2 separate regions of the Homo sapiens genome follow, and region 1 is linked to region 2. A link is a loop called in an ENCODE intact Hi-C map of the cell type or tissue named here. Cell type or tissue: Panc1. All regions are shown on one strand. Each heading gives the region's core, and the rest is flanking DNA. Links, peaks and the distances in the headings are about the cores only.

The links. Hi-C counts contacts between places; a loop is a spot of excess contacts. Peaks named below come from ENCODE experiments on the same cell type or tissue, not always from the same donor. Only the 100,000 strongest peaks of a DNase experiment are listed, where the experiment ranks them.
Region 1: a loop joins it to region 2, with 4 times the contacts of the local background. A loop is called at or near these places in 2 of 110 quality-filtered maps.

The regions. Positions count from the first base shown.
Region 1 is chr17:53,967,048-53,984,185 of GRCh38, reverse strand. LOC107985001 (a long non-coding RNA gene) reads left to right here and starts at 10,907. Exons shown (of 3, transcript XR_001752942.1): 1 at 10,907-11,084; 2 at 12,536-12,727; 3 at 13,154-13,211. In Panc1, for the core only: no CTCF peak of the experiment used is centred there; no DNase peak of the experiment used is centred there.
Region 2 is chr17:53,906,030-53,923,167 of GRCh38, reverse strand. No RefSeq gene overlaps it. Among named protein-coding and RNA genes, the nearest start is that of KIF2B, 92 kb to the right of the region's middle. In Panc1, for the core only: no CTCF peak of the experiment used is centred there; no DNase peak of the experiment used is centred there.

The DNA of each region.
Region 1 (17,138 bases), core at 5,771-13,770, 60 kb before region 2:
CTACCCTGACCTCTGGCATTTGATTCAATTTGGCCAATTAAGAAGCAGGGAAATGGGAAAAGAGAGGGTGAGATATTCCACGGCCAATCTCTGTGGATTCACCCAGGCTGGCTTTGTTCTTGAACTGAAAATAATGGCTCCTATCATGTGACCACACGGTCATTTCTGAATCTGGATTCTAGTAACCACTCATTTCCTTTGCCTATTTGGGCCTAGGATTGGTTATACTCTTTTCTGATTTTACTAGTTCTTGGAACTTCATGAATCCTTTGTAAATTGTCACTTTATTAACCTCTCCACAAATTACCCAATTTAAGTGTGCCATCTATTTTATGGCAGTGCTCTGACTGATACAGCAATTCATGTGGCTCTAGAATCTGCTAACTTTCATGTAATACACACAAGCAGGCTAGAGAAAGGACTCTGGAATAGACAGAGGTGTCTTTGATTCTTGGATCTGGCATTCACTATATGTTACCTCTGCAAAATTATTAAATCTTTCAAATCATCAGTTACTTTGTAAAAATGAGATGATAAACTCATTTCACAGGGTTCTTGTGAATATTAAAAAAGGATAATAGGGTGAAGGGCAGTATAGGTAAACTATATATGGATATTAATAATTGTTTATGCTAGGTGATAGGGGCATAAGGGTTTATTATTACTGTTGTTTCTATGTTTGTATATTTCTGAAATTGTTTATATACTTACAAAGGGGCAATACATCCTTATTTTATAGAGTACTAGAGAGGGAACTTTAAAAGTTGAGATTGGCCAAGTATAGAAAAGTTGTCACTACAAAGCTTTGGTTCAGTCTCTGTGTAGCTAGAAGATGACCATCAAAAGACAAATGGCTTGAACATACATGTTAGAGAGCATAACATTCTTCTGGATCGTAGATGTCTGGCTAATATTTGGCGGCAATAAGCTGAATAAACCCATGGCAAGTTTTGGTCAACATGTGGTGCAACTCTCCACTTAAATAGCATGAATGGTTCTATTCATGATTTTGATGGGGACTCTGTGTGGCTTATACTGTACTTAGATAAATGTTTCTTCTTCATAATATAGCATTAGCATAAACCATCTTTGGTATTCCAAATCTTGCAAGTTTTGCTAGTGTAAATTATCATCCTTAATTAACTCCAGAACTTTAGGAATGACTGGGTCTACGTCTGATGAACCGAGGGCATGATCTTGGAAAAGGTGAATTCATTTCCCCATGTGGCCAGCCAGTCTCCCCCAGGTGATTCTCTTTGGTTTTTTGCTATGCTATTCTTCCATTTGAAACTTCCCATTTTATAGAACATACAAGTAAGCATCAGAAAATTTAAGTACCATTTAAGCCCTTTAACTGTTAAGTGTGGAAGCCAAAAATGCTTCTTCTATCTTATATTTTAGTGGAGAATATCCTTAGTTAGTAAAATGAGTTGTTTAACCTGATGGATCAACAATAATGGTAAAAGAATAAGTGCTTCACAGTTTAGACTCACTTCAATCTTGGAATCGCTAAATCTGCCAATTATAATTTCATGTGATCAATGTAATAATAATAGTAATGATACTAGTGGAATAGATGGGGCAGCAATATTAAAAGACATAATTTATTTATACAGATCCAAGTTTAGAGTATGTTAATATTTTCACTGTAGTATCAGAATCTTGGAAGAATGAAAAATTTGAATGACCTGGAATGGATAGTTTTGCTGAAGGATAATAGGGAAAGTGAAGCTTTCCTGTTGACAAGTAAAGTGTGATTCTTAGTACTGTCATTTTTTATTGCAAATTACATTATGAAAATTTAAGCAGAGAATTGCCCATGAGCTACAAATGATTGCTTCTTATTTACACTCAACCTGTTTGACTATGAAGTGATATTTTAGAGTGAAGTCCCTCATATTGTTATTAACATCACGGTAATTATGTCATTATTGATAATATTACCATAACATAATTTTAGTGGGAGTTTTTCCTTCAGATTCAGTGATGTTCTAGTATAACAAAGAATAATAGCTCGGCATAATGACTTTGGAACATAATTTTTGTTAATATGCTTCATTAAAACGTCAAGAATGTGCTGAAGACAATGACCTCATTTTTTTCATGAGATTTAAAAATCTACACCTGTATGTTAATTTAGGTTCGCGTGCCTTCAAAATGATAGTACTTTTGAAATGGAAAGACTAGCTTATACCACATGTAAGGATAGACAATAGAAATCACCCTATCTTCTCCAACCTCCTACCACTCTCAGTTGACAACATAATACTGAGAAAGGGGAAACATGCTACGCTAATTGAAAAAGTGATGAACCATAAGGCAGTAGACCAAGTAGACTTACATAGTGCTATGCCACTTCCCAATTATGTGGCTGCAAACCGTTCTCTGTGCTTCATCCGAGGCAACTGGCCATCAAGAGTCACAGTCTGGCCCGGCACGGTGGCTGATGCCTATAATCCCAGCACTTCAGCAGGCCAACCTGGGTGGATCACCTGAGGTCAGGAGTTTGAGACCAGCCTGGTCAGCATGGCAAAACCCCATCTCTACTAAAAGTACAAAAATTAGCTGGATGTGGTGGTGTGCACCTGTAGGCCCAGCTACTCAGGAGGCTGAGGCAGGAGAATTGCTTGAACCTGGAAGGTGGAGGTTGCCAAGATTGTGCCACTGCACTGTAGCCTAGGTGACAAAGCAGGACTCCATCTCAAAAAAAAAAAAAAAAAAAAAAAAAAAAAAAAAAACAAAAAAGATCACAGTCTATTGGCCTGAAGATGGAATTGAATTGAGGAGGAGGGATACCTGTATTACTTATTTTCCAAAATTGACTTTGAGTACATGTATGTAATGTGGGTTCTCTTCATTTTATCACATTTCCCACCACTGCTTTTCCTCAGACCTCTGAATGCATTTAAGATGTATAAGCTCTAGACTGCTTTTGGATGGACGTCTTCAGCAGCTACAGGAACATAAGAATTTTGGTTCATGCTTGAAAAACTTATATTTCTCATCATTTCTACATCTAAATTTCAAAGATTTGAACACTCTTTGCTTTCCTGTATTGGATTTTTGGTGGAGTTTTCCTCAATAAAAGATTGCACTCTTTGTATCACAATATTTACCTATTTTTTCTTATGCTCACTACCTAACCACCTCTGCTTTTATGTAACATGCATTAATATAAAAATATGCTTTTAGATTGTAAATGCATTTTAGGGCTTATAATCTTCAAATGGTCTAATTCACTACATCTTGCACTGCTGTCTGTTACATAAGTGTTGCTTCATCTCAGACACATTCTTAAACCTTCCTACAACAGACAGATAATTTCCCAGTCACATTTAATTTTGTTGATTTTAGTCCTTGTTTCAGCTTAAACACAATCATCCCCAGAAACTATTGTTCACAAAAGCCCATGTTCAGGCATGTGTTACCTCCCTATTTTTCTCTAAACACACACATATTAATTACTTAAGGTCTTTCGCTCTCACAATGATTCTGATTATTCATTTAATGTTTTATAATGACCTCAGCCTAAATTAGTATCACTAGGAAGTACAAACATTTTTCTTATGATATCCTTCCTATCTTTCTCCACAATTCCAAATCCCTATTTTTTTATTTTTACGTAAATGACATTTTCATTACAAGATCTTTCTTAGTTCAGTCTTTCAAAAATAAAAATTGTATGTATTTGAACTGTGAACCCCCAAAATTTGAGACAGATCTCAGTTAACTTAGAAAGTTTATTTTGCCAAGGTTGAGGACTTGCACCTGTGACACAGCCTCAGGAAGTCTTGACGACATGTGCCCAAGACGGTCGGGGGACAGCTTGGTTTTATACATTTCAGGGAGACATGGAACATCAATCAATATACATAAGAAGTACATTGGTTCAGTCTGGAAAGGCAGGACAACTTGAAGCAAAGGCAGGAAGACTTGAAGTGGGCAGAGGACTTTCAGATCACACAATGGTGAGAGAAAAAGACAAAGGGTCGCATTCTTTTGAGTTACTGATTAGCCTTTCCAAAGAAAGTATCAGATACGCATTTATTTCCTGTGAGCAGTGAGACAACTTTGAATAGAATAGGAGGCAGATTTGCCCTAAGAAGTTTCCAGCTTGAGTTTTCCTTTTAGCTTAGTGATTTTGGGGGTCCAAGATATTTTCCTTTCACAAAACAATCTCTTACATATAGAGGAATATTTGTGACATGTAAGCATTTTAAAAGACAATTGTAGGGCCTTGAATCAACATCAGTAATATCCAGGCAGTATTCACCATGGGCCTTGGGTGAGACCCTGTAGCATGCTGGCCTCAGGTGTGACCCAACATATTACCAGCTATGGTGGCCATGGGGGAGACTCTTTCTGCTTGTGGAAAGGCAAGTGAAGAGTAAAAAGGATTTTTTTTTTTTACTCTTCCTTAGCCACAATAAAGTAACACCTTAGCCACAGTAAAATAAAACATCAAGCAGAATACTAAAGTCTTTTATCCAGGCCTTGGCTCTTGGATGGCATTTCTAGACTTCCCCTGGGCCAGAAGAGAGCCCATTTCCTTGAAGGGAGAGACTCAGGCCCAGCAAGATTCACCATAAGCTGACTAAAGAGCCCTTGGCCCTTGAATAAACATCAGAGGTAGCAAGCAGTACCTGTAACCATACTGGGGCAGGGGTGGCCATGGGGAGAGACTTCGCTGCTTGAGAAAAGGAAAAGGAAGAGTAAAAAGGACTTTGTCTTGCAACTTGGACACCAGTTCAGCCACAGTAAAATAAACTACCAAGTAGATTCCTAAAGTTTTCAACTCCTGGACCTAATTCCTAGATAACATTTCTAAACCTACCCTGAACTAGAAGGGAACTCACCACCCTGAAGGGAAGGACACAAGCCTGGCTGAATTCATCAACTGCTCACCAAAGATCCTTTGGGCCTTGAATAAATATTAGTGGTAGCCAGGCAATAGTTGCCACAGGCCTTGGGATTAATAACTGGAATATATAAGGAGCTCAGATAACTCAACAGGAAAAACATCTAACACTCTAATTAAAAATGGGCAAAAGATCTGAATAGATATTTCTCAAAAGAAGAACACATTAATGGCAATTGAGTATAAGAAAAAGTGCTCAAAATCATTGATCATCAGAGAAATGCAAATTACAACTGCAATAAGATGTCATCTCACCCCAGTTAAAATGGCTTTATCCAAAAGACAGGCAATAATAAAGCTGGTGAGGTTATGGAGAAAAAGGGAATACTCATACACTGATGGTGGAAAAGAGAACAGTATGGAGGTTCTTCAAAAAACTAAAAATAGAACTACCATATGAACAAGCAATCCCACTGCAAGGTATATGCCCAGAAGAACGGAAGTCATTATATCGAGGAGATGTTTGCACTCTCATCATTTCAGCACTATTCACAATAGCCAAGATTAGGAAGCATCCCAAGTGTCCATCAACAGATGAATGGATAAAGAAAGTGTGGTACATATACACCATGAAATACCATTCAGCCATAAAAAGAATGAGATCCTGTCATTTACAACAACATGGATGGAACTGGAGGTCATTATGTTAAGTGAAATAAGCCAGGCACAGAAAGACAATCTTTGCATGTTCTCATTTGTGGGGGCTAAAAATTAAAATAATTAAACTCATGGAGAGTAAAATAATAGTTACCAGAGGCTGGGAAGGGCAGTGGGGTAGGGGGAGTGGATATGGTTAATTGATACAAAAATATAGTTATACAGAATGAATAAGATCTAGTATTTAATAACACAACAGGGTAATATAGTCAACATTAATTTATTAGACATCTTACAATAACTAAAAGAGTATAATTGGAATGTTTATAATACAAAGAAATGATAAATGCTTGAAGCGATGGATACCCCATTATATGGTTTGGCTCTGTTTCCACCCAGATCCCATGTTGAATTGTAATTCCCAATGTTGGAGGAGGGACCTGGTGGGAGGTGATTGGACCTTGGGATTGCATTTCTCCCATGCTGTTCTCATAAGAGGAGAGAGTTCTCTTGAGATCTGGTGTTTTAACAGTGTGTTACACTTGTCCCCTCAATCTCTCTCCTGTCAACATAAAAAGAAGGCACTCGCTTCCCCTTCGCCTTCCGCCATGATTGTAAGTTTCCTGAGGCCTCCCAGTCATGCTTCCTGTTAAGCCTGAAGAACTGTGAGTCAATTAAACCTCTTCTATTCATAAATTACCCAGTCACAGGTAGTTCTTTATAGCAGTGTGAGAACGGACTAATACACACCCCATTTACCCTGTTGTAATTATTGCACTCTGCATGACTGTATCAAAATATCTCATGTACCCCATAATTATATAGACCTTCTATGTATCTATAAAAAATTTAAAAAGCAACAAAAAAGATAATAGTAAAGTATAAAGACTAACTGAAAATCACTCATGTAACTCCCACCTATCTTAAGAGATAGACTATTGCCAGTAGCAATGTAAGCCCTCTGCGTGCACAAGGGACTGCCTCTGCAATACAGACCATCAATAGTCTGACCTTTGCGGTAATCATTCTCCTGGTTTTACTTACAGTTTTATCACCTATATGTTTATCCTTTAAGAAATAGCTCAACATTGCCTCTTTTAAAAATTGCTACAGTAGGAATCATTTCCACTTATATGATTTTATCTGCTTTCATTTAACATTGCTTGTGAGATGCCCTGATGTTAATGCATTTAGTTATGGTCTATTTATTTTAATTGCTATATAATATCCTATCACATACATCATAATTTTTCTTTTAGTCAGATCTATTATTGATGGACATTTAGGTTATCCAATTTTGGCTTTTTATAAACAATGCTTCAATGAAACATACTGTGTGTCTCTCCTGGTACAGTTGTACAAGAGTATCTGTGAGGGGCCGGGTGCGGTGGCTCACGCCTGTAATCCCAGCACTTTGGGAGGCCGAGGCGGACGGATCACGAGGTCAGGAGATCGAGACCATCCTGGCTAACAAGGAGAAACCCCGTCTCTACTAAAAATACAAAAAATTAGCCAGGTGTGGTGGCAGGCGCCTGCAGTCCCAGCTACTGGGGAGGCTGAGTCAGGAGAATGGCGTGAACCCAGGAGGCGGAGCTTTCAGTGAGCCGAGATTGCACCCCTGCACTCCAGCCTGGGTGACAGAGCGAGACTCCATCTCAAAAAAATAAATAAATTAATTAATTAAATAAATAAATAAATAAATAAAAGAGTATCTGTAAGGGATATCCTAGGAGAGGAACTGCTGTACCCTAGAATATGTGCACTTTCAGGTATTCTAGATTACGAAAAATCGATTCTACATTAATTCATTTTGCTCTACATCCTCTTTAACACTATTGGTAGTTTTTAAAATGTTTGCCAATCTGGTCAGTATGTAAGGATTTTTTTTCTTTTCTTTTCTCTTTCTTTCTTCTTTCTTTCTTTCTTTCTTCTTTCTTTCTTTTTTTCTTTTTTTTTTTGAGATGGAGTCACTCTGTCGTCCAGGCTGGCGTACAGTGGCATGATCTCTGCTCACTGCAACCTCCAGGTTCAAGTGATTCTTGTGCCTCAACCTCCCAAGTAGCTGGGACTCCAGGCATACACCACCACACCGGACTAATTTCTATATTTTTAGTAGAGACAGAGTTTCACCGTGTTGACCAGGCTGGTCTTGACCTCCTGGTCTCAAGTGATCCACCCAACTTGGCCTCCCAAAGTGCTGGGATTACAAGGGAGAGTCAACACGGCTGGCAGAATTTTTAATCGTAGTTTCAGTTGTATTTCCTGGATTATTAGTGAGACCATACTTTTAAGAGCTCTTCCATCATCCAGCTGGGAAATGTCCTCTTTCTTGGAATTTAGATAACACATGCTGTACATTGTGCTCTTTCAGTGTTTTCTTTTTCTATGTCCTATTATACTTATTTTTATTCTATATTGTATGATTCCTGAGAGCAGAATCCAGGTTTTAATTCCTCTTTGTATCCTTGCAGTTTGTAATACATGGTCTCATTAAGAATGAGCTATCCATTATCATTTGCTGAATGAAATCAATGAATCCCTGAAGGTATGGATTGCAAAGCAGACATCGGGTGGGGCTAACACAACAGGTTTTAAAGTCAGAGAGATTGGGGATGAACACTATCTCTTGTACTTACTAGCTGCCTGGGAAAATTTATTCAATCTAAATAAATACTGTTTTCTCCTCTGCAAATTGGAGATAATATTAACGACAGCCTTATAAGATTGTTATAAAAGTTAAATGTGATACTTCATGCAAGTCATATGTAAGTCATAACAGTCACTTCTCAGTCACTGATAGCCATTATTATTGTTGTTGTAATTATTACTACTCCTACTACTCAGATACTGTTTTAAATAGTCTAGGCCAGGCACTTTGGGAGGCCAAGGCGGGCGGATCACGAGGTCAGGAGTTCGAGACGAGCCTGACCAAAATGGTGAAACCCCATCTCTCCTAAAAATACAAAAATTAGCCTGGCGTGGTGGCACGCACCTGTAATCCCAGTTACTTAGGAGGCTGAGGCAGGAGAATCACTTGAACCCAGGAGGTGGAGGTTGCAGTGAGCTGAGATTTCGCCACTGCATTCCAGCCTGGGTGACAGAGCAAGACTCTATCTCAAAAAAATAAAAATAAAAATAAAGTCCATTGTCTAGAACAGTGTGATGTTTGTGTGTTGCCGGTCTTTCAGTGTTAAAGATCAGAGCCGAAATACATTCCTTCTCTGCTGAGATAGCCTTAAATGGAAATAGGAAAAAAAATCAGAACTCATTATGTAGAAATGAAATGGAGAAAATAATTTGGATCACTCTTCTTTTACATTATTCAAAAGTATGTGGAAAAGGGGGTGGCAAGGAGAAATAAAGAACATAAAAGGACAGGGGCAAGAAGAACTAGGCTAGACTTTTATCATCTCCTTCCTACTAATACACCCAAGAGGATACTGAAGATGCCACCAATTCAACCTCCAAGTGCAGAGAATCCAAAAATTCCAAACTGCCTCATAAAAGATAGCCAACTGTCACATTTTAAATCTAGTTTAGAGAAATATCACAAATGTGTAAGAGGACCTCAGAACACTTTGAAGCCGATAATATGTTGAAAAAAAAGAATCGAAACACTCAAATGAGTACGGAAAAAATAATTAGGTAGAGCAATGGCAGCCGCAGGAACAGACCTGCATAATTGTAACAGCATTTTATGGAGAAATGTAAGCTAAAGCCTCTAGTGCCTTGTTAAGCCAGTGTCAGTAAAATGTAAGCCTCAATAAATGAGCTATGTGTTTGCCAAGATGGAATCATTGCAAACATTCAGAGATAGGTTAACATTTAGGAATCTGGATTTCAATGTAAACATATATGCTTTAACATATTCCACAGCAGTAATTGCAAAATGTTTTCAGAGTAGTTACATTTACAGCACTGGTCTCATATAATTTACATGTACTTTTCCATTAAAAATATCTTTTGATGTGCAAATGTAAATAGCAAATTAGAAGCAGAGGTTTACCCAAACAAACCATTTCAAGACATATGTAAAACTAAGCAGAATTTGTGGAAGTAGATCACGTCTCTGCTTAAAACGCTTCAAGGGTTGTCTTATAACTTACTGAATAAAGTCCAAAAGCTTTAACGTTAGCACAAACTCCTTCCAAGACACTTTCTTGTTCTTCAACCATGTTTTCAGTCATTCTGCACAGACTTTACATATTATGCGTTAGTAATAACAAACTGTAGTTTTGCCTGCTTTATAGTTGATGCTCTTTTCTCAGTGGATAAAACCCTTCCCAATTCTCTTTATTTGGCTAAGTCTTATTTAGTTTTCATGAATAAACATATGTTTCCATGATACTACCTGGAGCATACAAATTAGATAAGGATGCCCCATGCTACATAACACACCATACAGACCTTTATCTTTCTATTGACTGCATTGCATCTATACTAATCTTATACATCTGACTTCTTCATGAGTTACCATGCCAATCAAGGCCAATCACTGTTTATCTATGTAACCTCTGACTCTAATGCAAGTAGGCACATTATGAATTAAGTTCTAGTTGAACTGTGTCATTACTAATTCATGTGTGGGAATTATTAGTGTGAAATGGCTAGATTCAAAATTCAGCATTTTCATGTTGAGAACCTTCAGGAGTGACACATTTATGGGTATGTGAATAAGGTGTGAGAAGGGCAAGTTGAGCTAGATTCTGAAGAGACCCAACTGTCAAGACAAAACTATTTGCTCAGCTATGTTATTCAAGGAAGTGCTGCCTGCCATAGATTCAATTTTGAGCAGAGGTTAAGATGGTTAATATGGAAACTCAGAAATCTTCCTTGAATGTCCATATTCTAAGGTTGACACGTGGCTATTCCTAGGCACTGCCAGATGGAAAAGGAGAGAGAAGAGGGTTACTACAAACACGTGCTCTACTTCTGCTGAAATTGGCTGATGTCTGCATTTGGCTGGAAGCAGAGAATCTGGTGAAAGGGTGTGATCAGGAAAGAAGGGTCAATTTATGAGCAGCATAAGGGTGCAAGGGCAAGAGGAATTAAGCTAATACTGACAATAAAAAGAAAGTATGGAGGTAGTCCATTTAGGAAGCTCAGGAAATTTTAGCTTATAATATAAAACTTTCAAGGCAATTCAGCTTGATAGCTTTTCATTTTACAAGCCAAACTAACAAACATTATCTAATTTGAGCTCTATAATCTTGGGAATTAGATTCAAAGAATTTTGAGCTGATATGACCTCAGAGATTATTTTGATTGGTGCTTTAAGATATATATGGCTGAAAAAGAACCTCACATAAATATCCAGTATGAAAACATATGACACTGTGGCTTCTGTGGGGGAAGAGGATTAGAGATCTTATTTCTTGTTACATGTTACATTCCATTTCCCCAGGTTACTTCACCCCTGGGGTCTCGACTCAGAATAGAGATTGAGAATCACAGATCTAGTTGAACCATCCAACTTTTGAACATGAATAAACTGAGGACCCAGAGGTGAAGTGATTTTTCCACAGTCCCACGACAGATATGGCCAAACCAGGGATCCTTTTGCATTGTGGTAAGTATGAGAAATAGAGGCAACATAAGTAATTCCATTTTGTCAATGAAGAACCTAAATCTTGGGGTGACTCTATGATGACCCAAGGTCAGAATTCTGACTAATAAGTTCTAGGATCAGAACTCCAACCCAGGTCATCTGAAGTTACATGTAATAGGCCTACATGGCCATCAATATTTATAAATATATAATGTTAATTATACTACCCGAAATTCACAACCAATCTATCAGAATAAGCTGGACGTTTTGTACTTAACACATGCATATTAAGATTCCATCTTATTTCTACAAAATCAATTTACTAGCATAGGAACTTATGAATGTGTATATTAGAAAGCTCACTGAATTATTCTCATACACCCCATGTTAAGGAGATGCAGTACAGAAGTTTAGTATATATTATATTATGACACCATTGCTTCCAGAGAAAACTTTATCAGGTAGTATGAACCAACACATACAGACTAATAGTGGCCATCTGGAACACTGTATTGAGAAGAGTTTTTTGTTTGTTTGTTTGTTTGTTTGTTTGTTTTGAGACACAGTCTCGCTCTGTTGCCCAGGCTGGAGTGCAGTGGCACTATCTCAGCTCACTGCACACTCCGCCTCCTGGGTTCACGCCATTCTCCTGCCTCAGCCTCCCGAGTAGCTGGAACTACGGGCGCCCGCCACCACGACTGGCTAATTTTTTTTTTGTATTTTTAGTAGAGACGAGGTTTCACCATGTTAGCCAGGATGGTCTCAATCTCCTGACCTCGTGATCTGCCCGCGTCGGCCTCCCAAAGTGCTGAGATTATAGGCGTGAGCCACCACGCCCGGCCCGAGAAGGGTTTTGAAAGTATGTGCAAGTTCAGAGATGTCTATCTTGGGCATAGAAATGGAGAGTTCTTTACCCTCCTCTTACTCCCTCCATTGATAAGCAAAGTTATAAAATCAATAATTCAATATCTAGTCTTTTGTGTTAGTAGACCCAGAATAATATATTTCTGACTAGAATCAATCATAATAGGTTAGGAGCATTCCCATTCTGAAAGAGAGGGGATCGCCTTTGCATCGGCAAGGTTTCCAACAATGGAGTCTTTATTTTACAATATATTCTATAGAATGCTTCTTAAATGTTTTAAATGTTAACCATGCATTAAATTCACATTAGTTTTTTAAATAAAATTAAAATATCATAAAGTATAAATTAATTACACAAAATACTATAGAACAACTAAAGATCACTTTAATCTCCAAACTTAATCTCACTTTCCCAGAGATAACCACTATTATCAGTTAGGTACATTATCTTTTCAGATTTTTCCATGCATTTACATAGATCTGAAAATTTAATACTGATAATAAACTCTGAAAGATAGATAACTCCCTGTTAGAAAGTATTACCTATCCTGCATACTCAGTTTTCAACACTTCCTCACTCATTGATTAATGCTAAAATTCTGTTGCAGGTTTTGGGAATCACCTGTAAACAGTAAGAACAAAGTAGCAAGGCTGGGGCTCAGCTGTAGACAATAAAGCCTTTGCCTGAGGGTTGCAGGAATGAGAGGCCTCTCTGAGAGGCCCCAAGTCGATTTTGCCCTTCTCCAGAGACAGAGAGCTGGTCTACCTGAGGCTGACATGGGGAGGAAAGGCAAAGAGAAGTAAGTAACAAGCTGATTGTTCCCATTGAAGAATTAGAATAAAAACTTGATCTTTAGCTTGCTGCATTTCAGCTGGGAGGTAAAAAGTATGAAGAATGGCAAAAGTAGAAATGTGAAATGATTTCTCTTTCAATTGTTGGAAATCCTACCAGCTCTCCAGTTTTCTGAATTTTCTTAAAACGAAGGATATTAATTGCTATATTAGTTAGCCTGAGTGTCTATGATGAGACATGAAATAAAACCTTTTTTGTGAAATGGAGAAAAAAATAAAAACATTTATTCTTGCTCACTGAACCATCAATCTAGAGAAATAGATTTCAGAAAAAAAAAATCAGTGTACTCTATAGCATCTTGCATTATTTTTTTGGTCACGCATAATTCACCTAGTTCAATTCATATTTAATCCTATTCAAACCTATTTTTCAGGGATTGCCTGAATGTCAATGGTGATTTTGCACATTTTACAGTCACTTTTATAAAAAGGTAAGTGGAAAAAAATTCTATTTTCCATTTCCTGCCAGGTTTTATATTTTACCCTTCACTTGCAAAAAATGTCCAAATCCAATGCTTACACTTTAGAGGTGTAATTTGGTTCTAATTTTATTTTAAAAAATTTGCAGATAGAGTTAGTGGCTCACTGTATCGTTTTATTTTTTCTAAAGCAGTATAATTTCTGGAGTGCAAATGAGAAAGATTCAAGATGCCTGGTATAAGATATAAATTTAGTTAAAATTGTTCCTCTAGAGTGTAAATTATACATTGTGATCCTGATATTCTAGTAATATTAACAAAACTGATGCATAATCTTAAAGTTTATGTGCCTCTACCCTTTCATTTTTAAACCTTCTGGAGGATTAACATGCTGTTCAATAGTCTACAGACCTGCAGGTCTCTACTCTGGTTGCTTATCAAATTTTGCAATGCAGCTTTTAAAACATATGGATGTGTGGATGCCAGTCTCCATCTACACATTTTTGGCTTGGGCATCTCATGTTTAAAAAAGTTGTCAAGTGATTCTGATACACAAATGATGATTGCTTTTTATAACAAGGGTAAGTAAAAGTATCAGCTCCACCAAACCATTGGTAGATGTGATATTTCATGGAACTCTTCAATAATAAAGCACATAATACCTAAACTGGGGTATTTTGCATTTCTTTGTAATAGTTATAGACTAGAATAAATATAACTCAAAATACCCTCTAAATCTAACATTTGTAACTTTCCTCTGTTTAATGACAGCATTTGTGCCAATCAGCTACAATACTGTTTATGAGAAATCCTGGAATTGTGGATTAATTATCCTCTTTAATTGAATTGCTTTCAAGGTGCTTGGGATATATAAGAGACTTTCAATGAATCACTAAGAATATTCAAAATGGAAAATAAATCTACCTTGTTTCCCTCCCCTAAATAATGCCTTTGGATATATATTAATTCATCAAGTTGCATAAACATGACAAAGTTATTATAATTATTTTCTTACTTATATCAAGACTCTTCCTTTATGAATATATTGCATGATAGTAATTCTATTTAATAGTAACCTAGCAACAACATGCCTGAAGGAGGATGCTATTTCACTTAAGATGGGAAGCTTTGCAATAGATAGACTGCAGAAGACTCATATTCTCCATGGGCTAGGAAATCTTATGGAAAAAATCATCACCTCTTTCCCCCATGAAAAAGTTAGGCTAACTATGAAAGAGATCTCAATTTTCTCTCTTTTACGCTTTTGTTCATAATATTAGACATTTGTGATAAAATGCCTATAGAAAAAAGACAGCAATGAACAACTAAATTGTGTAAATTTTGTTTTTATTTGTTAAAAACAAGATTTATATATACAGATGTACAAATTTAATGTGTAGATTTTGATTACTTTCTTGGGTCAGTTTACCCACTTTGACTCAAGCTCTGACTGACATGATACATGAAAAGTCAATAAACTTACTTGAGATTTTGACTTTCTATCCTAAGTCATTGAACTATGTGGCTGGGTGGGTTTAAAGATAGTTATCGTCTTCTCTCCCTGAGACAATTTCTTAAAACAGGAGGTTGAATAACTCCTGAATTTATGATTAGTTGGAACATTCTGTTGATCTTTAGGATGAAATGTGCAACAAGAATGTAAAATGTTATTGAGATCGTGCATCATTTTTCCTTCTAAGACTTTATTTTTGAGCTTGTATATTATTCCTCTTGCTACACCAAAGTTGCTTTATTTTCTCACATGATAAACGTAACTTGATATCATCTTTAAAATATAGTGCCCCTGGCAGGAAAGCATCTCCAGAGAAACTTTGTTATTAGCATACATATGGTTATGCAAATACAAAAAAAAAATTTACACAAAACTTTCTCTAAGGATTTTAAGGGTCTTTATACCTATTATCTTCTGAGTCTTTAACACAATTCTGGGATGTGAATAGAGAATCAACATTATTACAGTACGTGCTTTCTTTTTTCATTAAAATGGTCCTGATTTTCTAGAGTTCCAATTGAGAGACCTATTAGTATTAAGCATTATTAATTGCTTATCAGTTTTAAGAGGAGTTTATCCAATTGCATCCATATATAAATATATATGCACATCATGTATGTAATATGCATACAAGTGTATAACATAGCATGTGTATATAAGCATGCATCTCATGTATTCTGTTTATGTGTGTTGATATTTGTTCCAGAATTATTTTTTGTGGCTTATTAAATTATTTCTAGATCATCTGGACAGTTTAAAAGAATTAAGAAACCTTTAATGCAAGACATTTAAAAGAGAAGGAACTTTTAATTTTAGTTTGTAGACCAAAAGGAAAGAATATGAACCCAAATTATAGGTTAAAACAATGCTGAGCCCACATAAAAGGCTCTTTGAATGTGAATATCATTGCTCTCAAAAGAGATGTGTTTTGTGGCAGTCAATAACCACTTTTCCACTTTTGGTCACTTGATTGGATTTTCTTCTTTCCTTCCCCAGAGAGGGCTGGAGGAAAGGGTTGGAACTCAGGGTGTCATCTTAATGAGATGAAAAGGATGTCAACCACAGCAGCCCTACTTTGTAGATACAGTTTTACCTGAAAAACAAAACAAAAAAGCAACGCAGATGGCACGGTGGCTCATGCCTGTAATCCCAACACTTTGGGAGGCCAAGGCGGGTGGATCACCTGAGGGTCAGGAGTTTGAGACCAGCCTGGCCAACATGGTGAAACCCTGCCTCTACTAAAAATACAAAAATTAGCTGGGCATAGTGGTAGGCACCTGTAATCCCAGTTTCTCGGGAGGCTGAGGCAGGGAGAATTGCTTGAACCTGGGAGGTGGAGGTTGCAGTGAGCCAAGATTGCACCACTGCAGTCCAGCCTGGCAACAGAGCAAGACTCTGTCTCAAAAACAAACAAACAAACAAACAACAACCAACTGCTTACTGGGATCTTTTACACAGGCTGGTACACCAAAAGTGGCTAGCTTATTAAAAAGTATCTGAATGCTTTCCCTTTAAGGTTGAGGAGATGGCAAAAATACTCGTTTTCACCACTCCTCTTCAACATAGTACCAGTGGTCTTAGCTAGTGCAATCAGGCAAGGAAAACAAATAATAAACATAAAAATTAGGAAGGCAGAAAGAAAACTATTTATTCTGCAATCAACATGACTATATATATAGAGAGAGAAAATCCCAAAGAATTTATAGGAAAAAAAAACCTCCTACAACTAATAAGTGTGTTGAGCAAAGTCACAGGATGCAAAATTAACACACAACAACCAATTGTATGTTTAGATACTAGCAATGTACAATTAGAACCTAACATTTAAAAGAAAAAGCCAAGCCAATTACAATAAAAGATGAAATCCTTAAGTATATATCTAACAAAACATGTACAGAATGTGTATGCTGAAAATTACAAAATTGTGATGAAAGGAATCAAAGGAAACCTAATGGCAACCTACTATGTTAGTGGATGTGTATAATCAATATAGTAAACATGTTAATTCTCTTCAGATTGATTTATACATTTAACCTAATACTAATCAAAATCCTATCAGGTATTTCTGTATATATTCATAAGAGGTAGAATGATTAGATAACCAAAATTATAGTTCATAAAAATGATAAATTGAATCTCACTGAAATTAACTTTACTTTGCAGAAAACATTTTAAAAGAATTGAAAGGCACACTACCAGATGAAAGAAAATATTTGCAAATTACATAACTACCAAAAAAGACTTGTACAAACAATATAAAAATAGTAAAACTCAAAGGTAAGAAAATAAACAACAAAATTGAAAAATAGGCAAAGGATTTGAGCAAACATTTTAAGACAAATAATATAAGAATAGTAAATAAGCAAAGGAAAGGGCTTTCAACATTATTCACCTTTAGGAAAATACTAAATAAAACTAGGATGAGGC
Region 2 (17,138 bases), core at 4,420-12,419:
AATAAAATGTTTGTTGATTTGGTTTAAAATATCATGCGAGCTTGAAGGTTTCTGGAATATAACCTGTATTTCTAACCTTTGCAAAAGAAAAATAAATCTCTACTGTATTCTCCACCACCCAAGTACGTGAGTCATCACTGATCTCTCCTTTTTTTATAGCCTCCATATCTGATCAATCACCCAGTTTTCTCAAATATTTCTTTTGCCATTTTCTTCTCTATATCCCTCCTTTGGTTCATATTCTGGTTATCTCTTACAAGAATACTGCAACACTCTATGAACTAGCTTCCTAAATTCTTGAGATGCCTCATTATATAACCCTTCTGTACATAATGTAGGTTACTTTCCCCTCTTTATGAAAGTGTTCTTCAGCATGAGGAGATTTATTACTTTTAATTAAATAACAGTTTTTAAAAAAAGAAAGTCATTCAGGTCAAATAGAGGTAAATTCCAGTCAAACAGAAGTGGATTGCAGATTTTTTAGTTAATGAAATTAGGCTTTTGTTTTTTGGCATTTGGGCCAAACATTAAGAAAATATATTTTCATGTATTGCTATAATCATACATAGCAAATATATAACAAGAGAAATAGGCCAAAACTTATAATCAGAAATCTCAAGTTTGAATCTATACGTCTCTATCAACTGTAGGTGTGATGCTGGGTATGTCGTCTATCTGCTGATTATCAGTTCTCACGTCTGTAAAATCGTTGATAGAAATGAAATTGGTGTAAGATTAAATGTACCTCTGCAGCCACTTAGGCTCTTGAAGAGTACCCCCATCCTTGGTTTGGCTTAACAACCAAGATTTCAGGAACATATAAGAGAACGGCTGTGCCATACATGTGAACTAAGTATTTGAAACAGGATATTCAGGCTACCACAATTTCTTGTCTCTAGTTTTCCCTTCTGTCTTTCCACTGCTATTTCTGAGTGGTATTTATAAAGTGGTGACCTGATTTTATGTAGCCTTTTTTTTTTTTTTTGACAGTGTCTTGCTCTGTCACCCAGGATGGAGTGCAGTGGCACAATCTCTGCTCACTGCACCCTCTGCCCCCGGGCTTAAGTGAGCCTCCCACCTCAGACTCCTGAGTACTGAAACCACATACACGCACCACCACGTCTGGCTAATTTTGCTAATTTTTTTTTTATTTTTTGTATTTTTGATAGAGACGTGTTTTCACCATGTTGCCCAGGCTGGTCTCCAAGTCTTTAGCTCAAGCAGTCAGCCTGCTTCAGCCTCTCAAAGTGTTAGGATTACAGGCTTATATAGCCTTTTAATAATACCCTTCAATGAACTTGAGAAATGATCTAAACCCCCTATTAGTGGCATCTAGGGTCCTCCAGGATGTGGCTCCTATTTACCTTTCAAATTTTATCTCGCACTGTTCTCTCCCCTCTATGTGATATTCTGAGAAAATGTAAGTATTTAAAGCACCTCAGTATTTTCTTTTTCCCCTTTCACACCTCATCACATAAAATTTCCTCAGCTTAGGATTCTATTTTTTTCTTGTTTCATTATGGATGTGTGTTTCTCCTTGAAGTCTTCAACTCAGTTTTGCTCCTCTTCTGCAAAATCTTTTCAGACTGACAGTTTGTAGACATGCCCAAGCAGTGTTGATTATGATTTACTTTGTGCCAACATTGTATCTCATAACACGGGGCATGGTGTAATTCATTTTTGTGTTGGTTTTCATTCATAATTAGACCCCAAAGCACCGGGTTATGGAAGTCATGTGTACATATTGTGTCCCTGTATCTAGCACAACATTTGACACACAGTGTTCATTAAATATCTCTGGAAAATAATATGAATTCTGTGCTTAGGTCTAGGCTGAGCATGATCCAGTTGTGAGGGATAGTTTCACAGGGCATTAAAGTATTAGAAGACTGTAAGTGAGATCACCTTTTGAGGAACAGGATATTTTCCAATGGGTTTTAAAGTAAATAATATATAGAAATAATTAACTCAGTCATTGGTCTTTTTATTTAGATAAGCTAAAAGATTAAAAAAAGGCTTATATTTTGTAATTTGACTAAGGCCAGCATGTAGAAATGTTTTATTGAGATGAAGGAGGCGTTTTGTTTGTTTGTTTGCCAGAGGAGGAGGAAAGTTCTGATAAGTAGACTGTACCACGGATGAATATAAAAAAGACATATTTTCTAAAACCCAGATGCTTTAGATGTCAGTCTTTTAATTAGGGAAGTACAGGTCCACCGTGGTTCTATGTTTGATGCTTAGAATGGTTTCTTCTCATCAGAATGGTTTCTTCTCGCCACTCTGGGCCCTTTTTCTACAGAGTCAAATGAAGCACAGAATTCTTGAAGCATGTTAGTTTTCCCATGGGAGGATTCAGTATCTTTTCATTTAGTTGGAGGTAGATTCATTAGGACATTTGCCTTATATATGTAGAGTAATGTATTTCCTTGGAATCAGAATGAGCGTTGGGACCAAAGTTGGAACAGATAACAGCATACATATTTCTGTTTTTACTTATTCTGGTGCATGCTTCTCATATGAAAAGTCTTGTTTAATCAAAATCTAAGCAGCATAATTGTCAAGTTGGAACATATTTTCATAAAGACATCTAAAATACTGAAATAATTAGAGAAACTTAGCAGATTTTCAGTTAATGAAATTAGGTTTTTGGTTTTTGGCATTTGGGCTAAACATTAAGAAAACATATATATATATATAGCTGTAATCATAGATGACAAGTATATTACAAGGGATATAGGCCTAAACTTACAATCAGAAGTCTCAAGTTTGAATCTGTACCTCTCTATCAACTGTATGTATGATGCTGGGTATATTGTTTACTGATTCTCAGTTCTCATGTCTGTAAAATAATTGACAAAAATAAAATTGATGTAAGATTAAATGTACATACAGAACTTATAAAAAGCTGATGTCTTACAGAAGTATATTATAATTGTATCAGTAGAAAATTCATAAAAAATTGAAAATCCAAAACTATTATAGATCAGGGATGATGTGCAGCATAAATTATTTTTTGATAGAGCCTACTCTAACTGTTGAGTATGCAGACCATAGAGATTATTAAATACTGTTAATATCAATCTTCTTATAGAAGGTTTTGCTTCCTGTTTTACAAGTGTTCAGTGAGAAGTAGTTGAATGTTGCTCACCTTCAATATAAAGATTTCGATGTTCTTACAAGTTAGATTATTATAAAGTAAATGAGCTGAATTCAGAGATTCTAAAAAAATCACATTGTTGTTGGTAGTCAGAACTTCCCTGGTTTTGTAGTAAACCAATAGAAGTAAATAAGATAATATTTGTGGGGCCTCTTGTAATCTACAAAGAGCTATACAAACGAGTGTGTGTGTGTGTGTGTGTGTATAAATATGTACATATATGTATATGGAATGTGAATGTCTGTAGAAAAATGATGTTTATAGTAACTTTTACAGTTTAGCTATAATATATTTATTTTAGATGGATCTCTAACTTGTAGTGGCTTTGAGTTTTCAGCCAGTTATATTCAAAGAAACATCCCTAAGTAGTTGTTCCAGTTGGTTAACTTTGTCAATACAAAAACATTCCATGAGCTAAGATTTACTAAGATTTCCCTACGATGCTTATTTGTTGTTATGAGACTGAAATACTAGATGAGTAACATACTGAAGAAGAATGACCTCTAGGACTTCAAGAAAGAAAGATTTCAAGCCTGTTGTTTTGAAATGCCAGTACAGACAGCTTGAACATGTAGAGAATGTAACTTAATTTCATAAAGGTTTGTTCAATTGCCCAAGTGTTGTATTTCAGCATTTTAAAATCTATTTTTAAAATATATATTTTAAAAACTATGTATGGTGGCAAACATGCTGGAATAAGCCAGGTTGTGTGTGTATGTGTGTGTGTGTGTGATTGAGTGTGTGTGTGTGTGATTGTGTGTGTGTGTGGCTGGGGTGTGCATGAGCGAGAGAGACAAAAGGACTAGTATATTTTTCTTGGACATGAATAACTATAGTTACATTTTTTATTATCTTATGGATTTAGTTAAAACTTTATTCTGTCCTATAAAACTAAGAAATTATTTTCACTTTGAACCATGAGCCTAGAAAGGTTCAAGACACGATGGAGTGGTCAATGGAGTGGCAACTTAAGAAACTTTATTTTCACTGAAATCACTTCTAAGGAAAGAATTTAGAGATTCTCTTAAATAGTGTTTGATGGCAGAATATAGTTACCATATGCTGGACATTGGAATACAAGGTATAAACACTCTATTTTTTAAAAATTTTATTATTATTATACTTTAAGTTTTAGGGTACAAGTACACAACGTGCAGGTTTGTTACATATGTATACATGTGCCATGTTGGTGTGCTGCACCCATTAACTCGTCATTTAGCATTAGGTATATTTCCTAATGCTATCCCTCCCGCCTCCCCCCTCCCCCCACCCCACAACAGTCCCCGGTGTGTGATGTTCCCCTTCCTGTGTCCATGTGTTCTCATTGTTCACCCATGAGTGACAACATGCGGTGTTTTGTTTTTTGTCCTTGCGATAGTTTGCTGAGAATGATGGTTTCCAGTTTCATCCATGTCCCTGCACAGGACATGAACTCATCATTTTTTATGGCTGCATAGTATTCCATGGTGTATATGTGCCACATTTTCTTAATCTAGTCTATCGTTGTTGGACATTTAGGTTGGTTCCAAGTCTTTGCTATTGTGAATAGTGCTGCTATAAACATACGTGTGCATGTGTCTTTATAGCAGCATGATTTATAATCCTTTGGGTATATACCCAGTAATGGCATGGCTGGGTCAAATGGTATTTCTAGTTCTAGATCCCTGAGGAATCGCCACACTGACTTCCACAATGGTTGAACTAGTTTACATTCCCACCAACAGTGTAAAAGTGTTCCTATTTCTCCGCATCCTCTCCAGCATCTGTTGTTTCCTGACTTTTAAATGATCACCATTCTAACTGGTGTGAGATGGTATCTCATTGTGGTTTTGATTTGCATTTCTCTGATGGCCAGTGATGATGAGCATTTTTTCATGTGTTTTTTGGCTGCATAAATGTCTTCTTTTGAGAAGTGTCTGTTCATATCCTTTGCCCACTTTTTGATGGGGTTGTTTGTTTTTCTTGTAAATTTGTTTGAGTTCATTGTAGATTCTGGATATTAGCCCTTTGTCAGATGAGTAGGTTGCAAAAATTTTCTCCCATTCTTTAGGTTGCCTCTTCACTCTGATGGGAGTTTGTTTTGCTGTGCAGAAGCTCTTTAGTTTAATTAGATCCCATTTGTCAATTTTGGCTTTTGTTGCCATTGCTTTTGGTGTTTTAGACATGAAGTCCTTGCCCATGCCTATGTCCTGAATGGTATTGCCTAGGTTTTCTTCTAGGGTTTTTATGGTTTTAGGTCTAACATTTAAGTCTTTAATCCATCCTGAATTAATTTTTGTATAAGGTGTAAGGAAGGGATCCAGTTTCAGCTTTCTACATATGGCTAGCTTGTTTTCCCAGCACCATTTATTAAATAGGGAATCCTTTCCCCATTTCTTGTTTTTGTCAGGTTTGTCAAAGATCAGATAGTTGTAGATATGCGGCATTATCTCTGAGGTCTCTGTTCTGTTCCATTGGTCTATATCTCTGTTTTGGTACCAGTACCACACTGTTTTGGTTACTGTAGCCTTGTAGTATAATTTGAAGTCAGGTAGTGTGATGCCTCCAGCTTTGTTCTTTTGGCTTAGGATTGACTTGGCGATGAGGGCTCTTTTTTGGTTCCATATGAACTTTAAAGTAGTTTTTTCCAATTCTGTGAAGAAAGTCATTGGTAGCTTGATGGGGATGGCATTGAATCTATAAATTACCTTGGGCAGTATGGCCATTTTCATGATATTGATTCTTCCTACACATGAGCATGGAATGTTCTTCCATTTGTTTGTATCCTCTTTTATTTCCTTGAGCAGTGGTTTGTAGTTCTTCTTGAAGAGGTCCTTCACATCCCTTGTAAGTGGAATTCCTAGATATTTTATTCTCTTTGAAGCAATTGAGAATGGGAGTTCACTCATGATTTGGCTCTCTGTTTGTCTGTTATTGGTGTATAAGAATGCTTGTGATTTTTGTACATTGATTTTCTATCCTGAGACTTTGCTGAAGTTGCTTATCAGCTCGAGGAGATTTTGGGCTGAGACAATGGGGTTTTCTAGATATACAATCATGTCATCTGCAAACAGGGACAATTTGACTTCCTCTTTTCCTAATTGAATGCCCTTTATTTCCTTCTCCTGCCTGATTGCCCTGGCCAGAACTTCCAACACTATGTTGTGTTGAATAGGAGTGGTGAGAGAGGGCATCCCTTTCTTGTGCCAGTTTTCAAAGGGAATGCTTCCAGTTTTTGCCCATTCAGTATGATATTGGCTGTGGGTTTGTCATAGATAGCTCTTATTATTTTGAGATACGTCCCATCAGTACCTCATTTATTGAGAGTTTTTAGCATGAAGTGTTGTTGAATTTTGTCAAAGGCCTTTTCTGCATCTATTGAGATAATCATGTGGTTTTTGTCTTTGGTTCTGTTTATATGCTGGATTACATTTATTGATTTGCGTATGTTGAACCAGCCTTGCATCCCAGGGATGAAACCCACTTGATCATGGTGGATAAGCTTTTTGATGTGCTGCTGGATTCGGTTTGCCAGTATTTTATTGAGGATTTTTGCATCGATGTTCATCAGGGATATTGGTCTAAAATTCTCTTTTTTTGGTTGTGTCTCTGCCAGGCTTTGGTATCAGGATGATGCTGGCCTCATAAAATGAGTTAGGGAGGATTCCGTCTTTTTCTATTGATTGGAATAGTTTCAGAAGGAATGGTACCAACTCCTCTTTGTACCTCTGGTAGAATTCAGCTGTGAATCCATCTGGTCCTGGACTTTTTTTGGTTGGTAAGCTATTGATTATTGCCTCAATTTCAGAGCCTGTTATTGGTCTATTCACAGATTCAACTTCTTCCTGGTTTAGTCTTGGGAGGATGTATGTGTCGAGGAATTTATCCATTTCTTCTAGATTTTCTAGTTTATTTGCATAGAGGTGTTTATAGTATTCTCTGATGGTAGTTTGTATTTCTGTGGGATTGTTGGTGATGGTGATATCCCCTTTATCATTTTTTATTATGTCTATTTGATTCTTATCTCTTTTTTTCTTTATTAGTCTTACTACCGGTCTATCAATTTTGTTGATCTTTTCAAAATACCAGCTCCTGGATTCATTAATTTTTTGAAGGGTTTTTTTGTGTCTCTATTTCCTTCAGCTCTGATCTGGTCTTAGTTATTTATTGCCTTCTGCTAGCTTTTGAATGTGTTTGCTCTTGCTTTTCTAGTTCTTTTAATTGTGATGTTAGGGTGTCAATTTTAGATCTTTCCTGCTTTCTCTTGTGGGCATTTAGTGCTATAAATTTCCCTCTGCACACTGCTTTGAATGTGTCCCAGAGATTCTGGTATGTTGTGTCTTTGTTCTCGTTGGTTTCAAAGAACATCTTTATTTCTGCCTTCATTTCATTATTTATCCAGTAGTCATTCAGGAGCAGGTTGTTCAGTTTCCATGTAGTTGAGTGGTTTTGAGTGAGTTTCTTAATCCTGAGTTCTAGTTTGATTGCACTGTGGTCTGAGAGACAGTTTGTTATAATTTCTGTTCTTTTACATTTGCTGAGGAGAGTTTTACTTCCAACTATGTGGTCAATTTTGGAATAGGTGTGGTGTGGTGCTGAAAAGAATGTATACTCTGTTGATTTGGGGTGGAGAGTTCTGTAGATGTCTATTAGGTCCACTTGGTGCAGAGCTGGGTTCAATTCCTGGGTATCCCTGTTAACTTTCTGTCTCGTTGATCTGTCTAATGTTGACAGTGGGGTGTTAAAGTCTCCCATTATAATTGTGTGGGAGTCTAAGTCTCTTTGTAGGTCACTCAGGACTTGCTTTATGAATCTGGGTGCTCCTGTATTGGGTGCATATATATTTAGGATAGTTAGCTCTTCTTGTTGAATTGATCCCTTGACCATTATGTAATGGCCTTCTTTGTCTCTTTTGAGGCCTTCTTTGTTGGTTTAAAGTCTGTTTTATCAGAGACTAGGTTTGCAACCCCTGCCTTTTTTTGTTTTCCATTTGCTTGGTAAATCTTCCTCCATCCCTTTATTTTGAGCCTGTGTGTGTCTCTGCACGTGAGATGGGTTTCCTGAATACAGCACACCAATGGGTCTTGACTCTTTATCCAATTTGCCAGTCTGTGTCTTTTAATTGGAACATTTAGCCCATTTACATTTAAAGTTAATATTGTTATGTGTGAATTTGTTCCTGTCATTATGATGTTAGCTGATTATTTTGCTCATTAGTTGATGCAGTTTCTTCCTAGCCTTGATGGTCTTTACAATTTGGCATGTTTTTGCAGTGGCTGCTACCAGTTGTTCCATTCCATGTTTATAGTTATCTCTGGAGCCCTGTGAAGTAGTACAATTAGCTCCATTTTACAAATGAGAAAAGACTTAAAATGTAAATAAGTTATCTAAAGTCTCCTAGATAGGAATTGGCAGTACCACTTCTTGTAGTGTGTTATCCATTTTTCCCATTATTTTCATCTTCAGCTTATATAATGTGGGCCCTTATCATAAATAAAACCTTCCAAATACTCTCAACACTTTTGATTCTTCCTTTCATCCCACTCCAACATAATAAACCCATCTATTTGATTTATTTAATCATGCAATTGAAAGCTGTACTTCTGAACAAAACAAGAAATATTTAAATCATTATGAACAGTATGTTTTTTAACCTGTGATATTATCAATTCTGAGAAATATCATCAGTTGATGTACTGTTAAGAAATAAGGGAAAACATGCCTAAGTAAATACCAATACATTGTTTAGTTTTCTGTTGTTGTATAACAAGTTATCACTAATTTAGGGACTTAAAACAGCACCAAATGATTATCTCACAGTGTCCATATGTCAGGAGTCTAGACCCAGGTTAGCTAAGCCCTCTGCTCAATGTCTGACTGGGCTGAAATCAAAGTATTTAGTTGCTGCCTGTGGTATTTGTCCCTGCTGGTTTCAAATTGGATATTGTTTCTATTGCCATTTCCATCAAAACAAAGATATCTCAGGGCCTCTTTTGTTCTTTTGTCATTAATTTCTGATTTAATACCCAAAGCAGACGCATCTGATTGTTGAATCTAAATTGTGTGAAGGTGCTTTTGCTGCAAGGGAGGCTGAAAAAGCTATCATAGGGACAGAAATCTTTGTGACATACCACAGAGTCCTTTTAGCTTGTTTAAGCAAAAAAAAAAAAAGAAAGAAAAAGAAAAGAAGGAAGGAAGGAAGGAAGGAAGGAAAAAAGAAAAGAAAGAAAAGGAAAGAAGAAAGAAAGAGAGAGAAAGAGAGAAAGAAAGAGAAACAAAGAAAGAAAAAAGGAGAGAAAGAGAGAAGGAAGGAAAAATAATAATACCCAACTCTCAGAATGTTTGGCAAGGCAAAAACAACCAACTGTGAATGTTATATAGCCATAAAATAAAACCAATGCACTTTTGCATTATGAGATACTGTTACAGATTGCTACTTAGCACTTCTCTGGCTCAGGGCTGGAAACCAGATGCTCTATTTCAGTTGCCTCACAAAAGTTTACATATGTCTACCTCTGCCATCAGGCTTACAAAAATATCTGATCGCTACACACCTAGCCTTCACCTCATCTGCAACCGAGACTTATGTGAAGTTATAAGACTCGTAGAATCTAGGTTATATACCTGTCCAGTAGTTATAAGAAAGTATGAGGAATATATTTTTTTAGTTTCCTAGCTTCTAAAATAGAGGAGGACAATATGTAAGCCCACTAAAATGGAAGTGAAGCAAATAAACCTGCAGTATCCATCATAAATATAATAGATATTTTTAGATTAATAATGAAAACCACTTTCCATCAAGATGCATAAAGTATTTCCTGAACACAAAAATAGGGTTCAAGTGCTAGACAGATCCAAAATGATAAATGTTCACGAGGGTGAGAGGAGTAAGCCCTCATCCAGTGTGCAAGATTTACGGAAGCACCAAACAAAATCAATATAAAGACTGCTTTAATGTCATATTAAAAAATTAAATGCATGAAAAACGGTCATAATAAACAAAAGGTCAAAATTTTAAATAAAGGATCAATACCAGTGCCATGTGCACCATATTCAGGCTGAGGTAAAATGGAGAAGTCAGTAATACTGATCCTATCTTAAGTGCCTTGCCCAGCCTTGAACAGGGATAGCCCTCCCTTAGTTCACTGTATTCTGAAAAGTGGCTGCCAGTAGCACCATGAGTACCTATCACTAGCTTTGCCACTGCAGTAAAAAAGAATTTCTCTTTTCTGTCATATGTATGTGAATCCCACAGAATATACTGATTGATTCTACTTGGGCCATTGTCCATTTGTGAACCAAGCACTTTGACTAGAGGGATGGGGGCACTCTGAGCAACCCCCTTTCAGCTCCAAGACTAATAACCTCCTCTAGGACATGTGGCAGGAGGAGAAATTCCCCGAAGCAACTAGAAGAAGAGGAATGTAAAAGTGTAGTGGGCACAGAAAAGGTTAACGTGACAGTTTCATGTGTCCAGATTACTGTGAGAACCACTGTTCTGCCCTTTTCATCTCCATTCTTGCCTCCTACTCTCTATCCTTTAATTAGTATCCAGATCAATCTTTAAAATGCAAGCCTGATTCTATAGTTCAGCTTGCAATCCCCCACATTTCACTTAGGATATGATACCAAACCTTGGCATGATCTACTAAACCTGCATGACCTTGCTTCAGCATTACCTCTAAAGCTTTTGTTTATTCAGCACTCCACCCACTGGCTCACTCTGCTTTGTCTCTCTAGGATGTTCCAGTGCACTGACTTCTTTCACATGTCAGCAATTCACACATGCTTCTCACCTAGACAACTACTTATTCTTTACATCTGAGTTTAAAAATCGCCTCCTCAGCTAAGTCTTTTCTCACACCCTAATTTAAAATTATGTTGTTTCTCACTCATAGCACTTATCCTATTTCATAGTTACATAATTATTTTCTAGGAATGTTTCATGTACCCATCCTCCACCCCCAACCTTACTAGATTCCAAGGTCAGTCATAGTAGACATGTTACTGTTTTATTCAATTATATTTCCTCATTTCCCACTTTTGTATGCTGCCTGACACATAGCAGGTGCTTAGCAATGTTTTTGTTGAATTAAAATAGAAACTGAGTCCCAGTTAAATACAGAATGGACTTCTTTCCTGCTCACTTCTAAGGCTAATTTTTTGTCATTTTTATTTTTTTCTTTAGGCCACCATTATTCTTGGAATAAATTATCTTTTGGTTAAGTTAGCCAGAATTGGCTTATAACCAAAGACACAACTTTAAGTGTTATAATTCCTAGTAGGGAATTGAGAGATTTTATTTTTAGAAACAGGTTGAAGGCAATAAAGGGCTGTTTCTCCTTCTAAGCATTCTCTTTGGCCTCTTCATCTCTGTTTTCAAGTGTTTCCCTAATTCTTTTCTAGAATATCTCCAACTGCTACCTTAGCCAAGATCTCAAAAGTAATCCCAATACAGACAAGACAAGTTTCATGTCTTCAAACCTCTAGCACCCAAGTGAGCTACATGTTGCTTTCTAAATGTGCTGTACAACCTTGATCCTCTTGACATTGGCACATTTTGCTCCTTCTGTTTAGAAAGCCCTTGTGATGTGGCAGAACCTACTCACTCACTTCATCCACTGGTTGACTTTTCACTTATCCTTTGGGTCTCAGATTAGGCATCTCTTCTGGGAAGGCTTTTCTCTTTGCATCATAGATTGTTTGAGTGTCCATCTAACATGGTCCTCTAGTCCCTTTTACTTTTCTCAGTTATGGTACTTGCAAAACACATAATTGCCTGTATACTTGTTTTCTCCTCCCATTGTCTCCTGTGGACTCCACTGTACACATTGCATTCCCAATACTTCAGAAACTAGTACATTATAGGGATCCATTAAATATCTATGCACTACACAAAGTAGGAAAACAAAACTTTCAAATGTCCTCAGTGCCAACTTACCTATCTGGCCTTTCATTTTTTGCAAGACACATGCACACACACACACACACACACACACACACACACACACACACATGCACGCACACACAATGCACAGATGCACAGCTTGGAATTGTCAATATTGGCTTGGCCTATGTTTTTCTCCCCCTTGCCTCTTGTTCCTCCACCGTCAGCTGTTGATAGAGGCATAATTTACCATACACTTTCAGTGAAATACCCACCTATCAACCAGATAGGTGGGTATTCTCATAGATTCTAACCCATGCCTAACACACACATCCTGCTGACTGTAGTGGTGATAGGGTAAAGACCCGTTTAAAATAGTTGGTTAGGAGGATGGGGGAGGAATAAACTTGAGAAATTCAAAAGATTTTGGTGATAGAGTTTTAGATAGATTATAAAGTAAAATAAATATAGCAAAGTCCATGAAAGGAGATGCAAAGTACGTTGAGGTTATATATGTACCAACCTAACAAAAAAGTATTGTAATAAATGCACATATTTCAACTCTTCACCCAGAATATCTCTATATTCTTGCAAAGTCTTCATAAAGTCATTTCTCTGAATTACAGAACTGCTTCCAAATATGTCAACTTTGGTTCGGTATCTCTCTGCAAGTAATTGAAGATTTGTTAAAATGACATTTAGTAGCATGTTCCTTATCCTGTATTTTCTTATCTTGTACTTATAATAACTTTCTCATAAAATATATTTATCAAATTTTAATATTAATTCAGTATTGTTTCATTTATATTTATTGAAACAATGTAATTAAAGGACCTACTGGAAATGCCATTCATATTAATGAAACTGTTAAATATTAAATTTTAGAAAACTTAATGTCTTTGCTGGTATATTGATGCCAAAGTGGACCAACTCTAAGCTTATCCAATAATTCAGAAATTCTATTTCTTTACTTTTTATGCAATAAGAAATAAAAATACTGAGTCAGAAAAATCCACCTAATGCTTTGTAGCATCAAAATAGAATAATCGTATTTTTTTAATTGGTGGCATGAGAATTACAATATTTGAAATCAGCTTTATGTTGATTTTAGTCATTAAAATGTGCTATTATTTTTTAATATTTTTCAAATATTTTTGAAATATATTTCAAATATTTTTGAATATTTTATTTTTCTAACTTATCGATGGCATATATATATATATATATGACAAAATGACTATGGAATTAGCGGCCTAAATTTCAAACAGATAAGGAAAAATTTTTCAACTTTTCTCTTTATCAGAAGAGTCTATAGTAAAGTGCTTTGACTCCTCTCCCTTTCTGATCTCTTCATTTTATCCATGGGACTGCTCATGTATTTTGTAGTATTGAATCTTCTTAGAATAGCAAAATGTGTCAGAAGCATGCTAATATTGTAGAAATACCTTGAAAAATATTCTCAGTAATATATACAATGGAATTTCTACACTTTCAAAACCATTTTAATTCTGACTGACATCATGCTGGTAAATAGAGTAAAGACATAAAATATTCTATCTAGTACCATTAATCTCACAAATAGACTCTGAGTGAATAGCATGTTATTAGTGCTATTTGCTGACAGATACCAGAACTGGCCAGCTGCTTAAATTACTTCCAACTAGTTATCATTCCAGGACAGTTTTCTTTGCTCGCTCAGAGCATTTTAGGATATATGGCTTTTTTACCTAAAGTGTAATAAAAAATATATAAACAACTGGAATGGCCAAATATTCCTTTCAAGTATTATGACTCCTAAAGAGTGGATATGGGTTTCCAGATCACTGCAGTTTTTCTTCTTTTACTTTACCCTTGAGCAATGAGAGTTAACCTTGAATATAGGGACACTCAATATGTCAAAAAGCCTCAGAATGTTTCAATTGTTTTCCATGCCTGCAGTTTAATTCTTAGCCCGATGTTTTCCAAGTCAGTCAACCACCTTATAACAGCAATATGTCCACAATAGCCAGTGAGCTTGGGATGAAGCAGCAACAATATGGACTCTCTGTGATGTTTTTTTGTTGTGAATTCTGTAAGATGCTATGAAGATGAGATTTCTGACAAGGTGGTCCCTCAATTATGACAGCAGTAACTTCTTTGAGATGTTGGCTGAAATGAGTATAAATTGCATTCAAATTCACCACAGTGCAACTTTTGGCAGAATAATATTCAATGTGCATGTTTTGGAAAATAGTGATGTTATCTTGTTCACTGAGTAAGGAACTTGGTAATTTTGACTTGTTTCATTGAGAACTTATTTGGATATTTTAAGTATATCTTTCATTTAGTTGTAAGCTGGATGGTACAAGACTTTGCAAAAAGATTAGTTGAGATAATTGGGTGGGGGTATTTAAGGATGAGAGAGAGAGAGCAAGAGAATGAAATTAAAATTTGATGATAGTTAAGTCTTGGGAGCATGTACTATCTCAGGCTCTATTCTAAGTGCTTTATATACCTATAACTGCCTGGGATAAACAGCTTTGTTATCCTTATTTCATAGTGGAGAAATGGAAAACTGAGGAGACTAAACATCATGCCCAAAGTCATCTAATTAATTGAAAGTCAGCATGAAATCAATGCAGTCTGACTTTAGTAGTGATGCTCTTAAGTTCTGTGTTAACATATAAAGCTGTATCTTGTGTGTGTGTGTGTGTGTGTGTGTGTGTGTGTGTGTGTGTGTGTTTTCTGAGAGGCTATGTCTTACCATGGAAAGATTGCAGACTTGCAGTTCAGTTAAAAGGCCTAGAATGCAGAAACATCAGCAATAATTTTTGAAAAGAATCCTCAGATAGGGACACTACCACTAGAATGACTGAGCACTATCCACCTCTTTCTCTCCTACATTTGCTCATGATTCAGTATCCTAGCAGAGAGCAGCACTCAGCCAATCTTAGATCAGGAGCCTGTTCCTGGTATGTGCCAGTCAGTGAGAAGAAGGATCTTCTATTGAGGAGTCAAGGATCTCTATTTATCACCTACCACAACCATATATAATATTTGGTAAGACCATTTTCCAAAAGGAAATCAGGGTATCATTAGAAAGGGGACATGGGTGCTAGGAAGTTAAAGACCACAAAGTATTTTCTACAAAGGTCATCTATTCACTGCCTATCGTCTCTGGCATCAGCTTTCAAAAATGTCTAAAATAAAAAATTTCCATCTATCAAGATAGGTCACTCTCTTAAATTCAAATCAAAGCTAATTTCTCTTTGAAACACTCACTGATTAAGCATATGTAGTTCACATAGTAACAAACCTGCTGCTGGTTTAAAAGGCAAAGAAGTATGGAAATCTACAATAGTCTACATCAGCAAGTATTTGTTCTCAGAGGCTGCCCATATATCTCAACAATATTCTGCCTTCTTCTGTGATCTTTTAGTTTTTCTGAAAGAAATGCCACTTAGGTGTTAATAAGCCATTATCACTTCTGGTTAACACTGTTTAGCAATTACTGATCTTGTAACAAAGAGATTCAGTCTCTAGGTTGTTCACAGGCAGCAGCAGTGGAAACAGCCAGTGTGAGAGAGGGACAGAATGAAGCAGCACAAAGAAAAGCATCAAGGGAAACACTTTCAAAATGCAAAGTGCACATCTGAAACCAAAATACCGAATTGTTTAATGAATAGCATATACAAAGATACTAACATATACAACACATGTGCCATGTACATTTGAACGTCTTGGATATAAATCAATAATTATTAGTTAATTGTCTACACATTTATTTCCAAGCATGTCATCCTTTCTGATTATAAAATCCCATGAAACCCATTTTAATTACAATCACTAGAGAGAAATATGCACTGTACATCAGTATAATTTGCCGTGTCAAAGTGAAAATTGCTTGGGTAAGAAGATGGCGACGATCAAGAGACGCAACTGGTGCTATTTCTAATGGCACCTTACATCTTTAAAAAGAATGTGGCAGTCCAGCTCAAACCAAGCAATGAAAATATAAAGGGAGCTGTCAAAATATGTGTCATAGTGGAAATATAAATAAATGGTTGAAAGATGAGTGGTAAAAAGAAGAGATGAAGATATGGATATGTAGTTAGATATATAGAACAATTCAGTGGAAGAGAAAATAACTGCTTGACAGAATAAATTTGAACATGACAGCCTTATAAAATAAGCCACAGAAACATGAGCATCTATGATAGAGTTGTAGAGAATAGCGCTGTATTTAGCACCTCTGCTTGATTTCCCATTATAACGTTAAACACCCTGGGCCTAAACATTTCAGGCATCTTGCTTTTGCAATGATTGTTTATTGAGAACTCCCTCTAAATGCAGGAGAGAGAATATACTCACTTTTCAGATAATTGTATTGTTATAGTTTTTATTTTGGGTGGTTTGATTCCTATTTGGGAACTTCAATAGGAAGTAGAATATCTTTACTGAATGATAGTAATGACTTCTTCATGCACAGAGTCAAGATATTCACCTCTTTCTGAGCCAGCCTCTCACCAATTCAGAGGCAGAGGCCAACATAGAAAACTGTCCTTTAAATCAAAGTTTTAAAAAAGAGTTGGTATAAATACCACTGTTGCAGAAAGCAATGGATTCAAGTTGGCCCCTAGTCAATTTTAAAGTGTATAAAGTTTTTGTAAATAGGTGAGGGAGAACTATGTTGGTGGAGAGCGACCAAACCCAGGTTTCCAGAATGAATTTGAAAATGGCAATAGAACAAGTTTAAGGAGGCAGATGAAGTAAAAAGACTAGAACATCCAAATGTTAGGACATGAAAGTTAGGATCTAGTACATAATTCAGGTATTTGTCAGATTAACAGGAGAAGAGTCGTTAAACAGGGCTGTGTTCTCTGATCCAATGGCAAAAGTTGTTGTACTTGGGTTGCTATGCTTCTCTGAAGTACAAGGACAAGAAGGGAATTACAAATGTGTAGTTGCAGACAAAGACAGAAAGAAAGACAAATCAGTACTAAAAGATGGTGATGATGCAGTAGCAGTGACTACAAGTGTATAAACAATGATTGAAAACAAAAATGACTATAAGGCCAGATAGGTAACAAATGCATGATACAAGCTTGAGAGTACATGTTCTATATAAAGGGGGTG